2 separate regions of the Homo sapiens genome follow, and region 1 is linked to region 2. The links are chromatin loops, found by intact Hi-C in ENCODE. Cell type or tissue: endothelial cell of umbilical vein. All regions are shown on one strand. Each heading gives the region's core, and the rest is flanking DNA. Links, peaks and the distances in the headings are about the cores only. Region 1 overlaps CDC42EP4 (CDC42 effector protein 4). Region 2 overlaps SLC39A11 (solute carrier family 39 member 11).

Evidence for each region. Peaks named below come from ENCODE experiments on the same cell type or tissue, not always from the same donor. Only the 100,000 strongest peaks of a DNase experiment are listed, where the experiment ranks them.
Region 1: a loop joins it to region 2, with 2.7 times the contacts of the local background. A loop is called at or near these places in 1 of 110 quality-filtered maps.

What each region holds. Positions count from the first base shown.
Region 1 is chr17:73,303,917-73,306,818 of GRCh38, reverse strand. The region is part of intron 1 of CDC42EP4 (CDC42 effector protein 4); the gene reads left to right. Among named protein-coding and RNA genes, the nearest start is that of CDC42EP4, 6.6 kb to the left of the region's middle. In endothelial cell of umbilical vein, for the core only: a CTCF peak has its summit at 1,577; a DNase peak (open chromatin) is centred at 1,548; H3K4me3 peaks cover 545 bases; H3K27ac peaks cover 2,500 bases.
Region 2 is chr17:72,905,698-72,908,599 of GRCh38, reverse strand. The region is part of intron 5 of SLC39A11 (solute carrier family 39 member 11); the gene reads left to right. Among named protein-coding and RNA genes, the nearest start is that of SLC39A11, 190 kb to the left of the region's middle. In endothelial cell of umbilical vein, for the core only: no CTCF peak of the experiment used is centred there; a DNase peak (open chromatin) is centred at 1,479; H3K27ac peaks cover 1,334 bases.

The DNA of each region.
Region 1 (2,902 bases), core at 222-2,721, 400 kb before region 2:
GCTGGCTTCTCTTTCCTGCCTGTCCTTCCTCTCTACCTCGGGTCTTCACTCAGTGCAACCTTCTTATTTCCTTACACTGTTGCCTCCAACCCTGAAGCATCAGAAAGGGACCTGTTCCCCTCAAGTCCTGGAATTGGGCTTAAGGCTTTGTCAAGTGGTACAAGGAGTAGAGAGCCCAAGAGAGCCCAAAAAGAGCCTAGGGGCTCGCAGTACGATTTGTGGTTACCTCTAAGGAGAATCTGGTTAGGTCCAAAAGATCAGATTATATTTTATTGGGGGTTGATCATATTGAAGTTTTGTGCATTATTTTTTTGTTTTGAGACAGGCTTTTTGCTGTGTTGGCCAGGCTGGAGTGCAGTGGTGCAATCACAGCTCACTGCAGCCTCAAACTCCTGGGCTCAAGAGATCCTCCCACCTCAGCCTTGAGTAGCTGAGACTATAGACGTGTGCCGCCATGCCTGGCTAATTTAATTTTTTTTTTTTTTTTTAGAGACAGGGTCTCACTGTGCTGCCCAGGCTGGTCTCAAGCTCCTGGGCTCAAGCGATCCTCCTGCTTCTGCCTCTGCCTCCCAATGTGCTGAGATTTCAGGCATGAGCCACGGTGCCTGGCCTGTGCATTATTTGTTGCTAGTAGCACCCGGGGTCTGGCAAATTCCTGAGTTACTTTTACCCTTATCCTAGGAAGGAATGGAGGAGCTTCTCTTTTCCCACCTCCACCTCACCATCTTGTCTGAGAGAAGCCAGGCTCCTTCTTCTGGCATCATTAAAGGTTAAAAGGTGACGGGATGAGGGAACTCAGATCAGGAAAGAAACCAGATCCGAGGGTTTCCTGCCCCCGACTGCTGGCAGAGACTACAGAGGGAGGGCAGAATCTGTACCTGGGCTTCAGCAGCTTGGGGGACCCTTCCCCCTGCATCAGATAATCCTGGGAACCCCCAGGACTTTGAAAAGGGTCAACCCATTGTCTCAGCCCACGTTTCACTGTACAGACTTTTGAATTAGGTGCTCTCAGGTGGCTGTTCTCTATGAAGTTTGCGAAGTGACAGTGGCTGGAGTGTCACTGGGTGTGACAGCATCATCTTTATAGCACACATGGAACTGTGCTCACCCGAGCACAGCACTTGGGAGTTATGTAATGTTATCAATTGTTCTGAGAGCTAATGAGGAAACTGAGGCACAAATAACTTGACCCACGTGGCAGGCCACCTTGTGACCTAGGGAGTGGGGCTCTTTGTCCCCAACTTCCGGCAGGGCCAAGATGCAAGATTAGCCTGTCTGCTCTGGAGGGAGTTTAGATCTGCCAGTCTCCTGGAGACCCCAAGGTGGCCATGAAATTCCCAGTTCTTAGCTGAGCACCCGGCTCTTAGGAGCGGCAAAGTGAAACCAAACAAGGCCTGGCAGATCTGATTTCAAGCGCGGCACTTTCCTCTGCGATCACTCCCGAGCAGGAGGGAGGCACCCTGCTGCCCAGTAGTAGCACCACTCCTAGAGGAGGAGGGCCCAGCCTGTATGGGGGCAGTGGGGCCCCCCACCAGGCATCCATCCTGCCTGGCCCAGATGGTCCCTCTGCTGGTGGCTGGCTTCGGGTGGTGGCTCCGGGAAGCACACATTTCCAGGAAGGGCCCTGTAATCAAGTGAAGTTGCCGGATGTCCTTGAGTCACTGGCTCCTCTTCGTCTTGACTCCTCCGTTGTTGCTTCCGGTCACTCCCTAGTCTTGGCTCCTTTTTCTTCCCTTCTCTGTGCTGTTCTAATTCCCAGGAGGTGAGGGAAGGTTTCCCCTTCACCTCCTGCTGACCTGCTTCTCCCCTGGCCTGAAGCCTGTGGTTCTGGGATGGGGATGAGGATAAGGATGAGGTGGGTGCAGGAACGAAGATGAAGGAGACAAGCAGGGCAGCTGGTTCCCAGCCCACAAGGAGCAGGAGGCTCCCCTGGATGGACCTGGGGTGTTGGGCTGTAGCCTGTATTTTCCAGGATTAATCTATAAGTTCCCTGGAGTGGTGGGGAATGAGGTGCTCAGACTCAGGAGATGTTAACCTGAAATTGTGTGCACAACTGCGTATCCTGTGTGTACTCATGCATCCAGAGCCTTGAGCAGCCCTCCCAGGCCTGAGCCCCAGGGACACTTATGATGCACTGTCCCCCTCGCACCACCCGCCCCCCCCACCCCGATGTTCCTTATGGTGGAGTGGAAAAAACCCAGAGTCCAGCACATCTGGATTCTTGTCTCTCTCTCCTAACCAACCGTGTGTGACTTGAGTAGAGCACGTGCCCCTCTAAGTCTCGGTGCTCTTATCTGTGAGCTGGGGATGATAGTGATAACTCCATGGGATTGTTGGGAAGAATACATGAGATAAAGTTTTTCAAATGCTTGGGACCGTGTATGACTACAAAGTTTATCGTCCCAGCACTTTGGGAAGCAGAGGTAGGAGGATGGCTTGAGCCCAGAAGTTTGAGGTTACGGTGAGCTTTGATTGCACTGCTACAGTGTACTCCAGCCTGAGGGACAAAGCAAGACCCTCTCTCAGGAAAAAAAAAAAAAAGAAGAAGAAGAAAAGAGACAGTTTAATCAAAATAAATCACCTAACACAATGCCTGGTGCAGAGTAAAAAGCTCAACAAATCTTAGTTCTTTCTCGTATTTTCTCCATGACATGTGGCCCAGGAATAGTTACTGCAGAGTCTGGGGAGGGGTCTACCCCTGAGGTTAGGTAGGGTCTAGAATAGTATTTCCTTAGAGTGGGTTCCTCAGCACACAGTCTTGCTATCTGTTGGGATCCACATGGAGAGATGTTATTCCGGAGTGTTCTTGATAATGAGTCACCATTTAAACTAGACTAGACTCCTTATGCTATATCTTCCAGCAATTAAAGGGTAAATTATTTTAAGCCGTAGTGTGTTTTCC
Region 2 (2,902 bases), core at 130-2,629:
GAAACCCATCCGCCTCGATGGCCTGTGTGACCTGTTTTCATGGAGAACCAGCCTGGCAAGCCGGGGCTCTCTGGACAGTTCTCCTGCCCTTGGCAGAGACGGCACGGTAGTGTCCTGTCGCAAGTCACATAGTGTCTTGGTCAGATGCAGCCGTGTTGTTTTGGCCCCGAAGTGGCCAGCCTGGCCCTGTGTGTGTGGCTAGCAGGTTGCAGCAGCGATTTGAAGGAGGCTGTAAGACTTTACCTACCCCCAAAATCTCTCTCCCAGGATTGCTCCCTGCCACCAAAAGAATACTGATAAAATATTCTTTATCTGAGAAAAAGTGGAGGCCCCCAGCCTCAACCCATTCACACCTGTGGATTTATTAGGCTGGCTGGTTAACATCCCAGGAGGCAGAGAGCACCTGGCCTGGACGCTGGCTAAAGAAGCCTTGGGTTTCAGTGAGGACGGCCACTGAAGGGACGGGCCCTGGATGCCAGAACATAGCCTGATGTCTCACTTGTGGCACATGCAGAATAAAGGGACATTCAGGGAGAAGGAGGAACTAAGGCCTACATCATAGAAGGCTTGGAGTGCTCCCATGAGAAGACAAGAGCCAAGCTGTAAATAAGTGATGTATCTGTCCTCTCCTCTGTGCCCTGCCCCTGCTCACCTCAACACACTCTACCCCTTCCCACGTCCAGGAACGACCTGTCTCCTCCTTCCACTTCTCCCCTACGCCCCGCTTTGGTGACTGCCCCATGCTGTGCACCGCAGTCTGTGGCGTGGGATATGGGTGCAGACTGTTTCCCTGCAGAGTTCTGTGGGTTTCATGTGTCATGTGGTTGTTGGCTTTATCTGCAGTAGGAGGTTCTGCATGGACCCATTTAAGGGGAATGGAACTGGATCACCTGAGTGGAGTGGGATGGAGGTGGGCTGGAGTAAGGAGCAGTTGACTCTGTTTGTTGTTTCTGGGGAGGAAAGCGAGAAAGGATGACTATTTCAGAACTTCTGTGAGGCAGGAAGATCTTTCAGGTTCCCACTTAAGTTCTGCCCGCTCCACATGGGCAGGAGGTCTCATACCATCTTCCTGATTCACTCATTTATTTTTGTTTGTTTGTTTGAGTTGGAGTCTCGCTCCGTCACTCTGTCACGTGGACTGGAGTGCCATGGTGTGATATCGGCTCACTGCAATCTCCGCCTCCTGGGTTCAAGTGATTCTTGTGCCTCAGCCTCCCGAGTAGCTGGGATTATAGGCACGTGCCACTGTGCCTGGCTAATTTTTGTATTTTTAGTAGAGACAGGGTTTCATCATGTTGGCCAGGCTGGTCTCGAACTCCTGAGCTCAAATGATGCGCCCGCCTCGGCCTCCCGAAGTGCAGGTATTACAGTTCTGAGCCCCCGCACCCAGCGCGTGACTCATTCATTTCTGATGGTGTTTTCCTTGTGCTCTCCAGCAGGACAGGAAGAGATATGAGCAGGAGGGACTCGCTGTGTGAAAACACAGGAAATATCTCACTGCTTCCTAAATGCCAGCTCTCTCTTCCCACTTATCTCCTCTGGTGATTGTGGGACTTTAATCAGCCCATTTTCCTTCTTCTGGGATGGTCAGTGCCTTATGCTTTAGTGGAATTGGCTGTTGGAGCCTTCCAGGAAGGAGCAGATGCTTTGATTAGGCAGCCCTGATCTCCGGTGCAAGAGCTGGCCCAGGAGCACTGCTGGCAGGATTTGTGACTTGAAGGGTGGTCTCCATGTTCTCGTACACTTTAACAAGGCAGGTTTCCAGGTGAGTGTAAGCAGGTGGAAGATAAGACACATCATAGTGATCTATGAAGTTTGCTGTCCAGGGAAAGCATCATTTGAAACCTAAGTGTATTTTGATTTTGGGCCTTTAATCGGATTTGTTTAAGGAAATTCTGCCAGTGGATGTTATGCTGATTTGTCCATTAAAGCCCTGTTTCATTAAACAAGGTCTGTTTCAGGTGAGTTGCCTTCTGTCATCAGTTGGAGTCAGGAGGATTCAGTGTATATCTCTCACAGCAAGGCAGGCCAGCTGAAATACCCTTGGCCTAGGCATCATTCCAGGTGCTGGGTCAGGAGTTGCCTGCATCCACCTCCCCAGCTCTCTGTGCCAGCACTTGTCCACTGTTTCCAACTGTGTGCACAGACCCAGCCAAGCCCCGTTCTGGTTTTGGGTAGGAAGGAAGCCCAGGAGGAAACACTGCCTGCAAAGGCACAGGTGTCCTTCTCACCCGTGGTGCCCACGTCTCTCAATCCTGACTATTTTAGACTCCTTGGCCTGGCTTCCTGGCCATTTGTGGCTCAGACCTCTGGCTGACTTCCTCCTCTTCTCCCGTGGACTCCTGAATGGGGTCTGGTCACCTGGCCGCAGCCAGTTTCTCATCTGCTTTCCTTTGCCATTGTGGAGCTCCTTGGATCTGCCCTCTCTCCCATGTGACTTGTAGGAACTTTTGAGGTGTTGTCTAACCAGACTCCTCATTCTGGCCCTTTTGCTCTACTCTAGCTCGTTGTGAACCCAAAAGAGCGTCAAGAGTTGGGGTCCTCTTTGGCCGAGTGTGGTGGCTCACGCCTGTAATCCCAGCACTTTGGGAGGCCAAGGCAGGCGGATCAGGAGGTCAGGAGACTGAGACCATCCTGGCTAACACAGTGAAACCCCATCTCTACTAAATATACAAAACATTAGCCGGGCGTGGTGGCGGGCGCCTGTAGTCCCAGCTACTCAGGAGGCTGAGGCAGGAGAATGGCGTGAACCCGGGAGGCGGAGCTTGCAGTGAGCTGAGATCACGCCACTGTACTCTAGCCTGGGCGACAGAGCGAGACTCTGTCTCAAAAAAAAAAAAAGAGTTGAGTTCTTCTTCATGCCAGGAGTGGCAGTTGCAGGGGTCAGGGTTGACAGTAGATG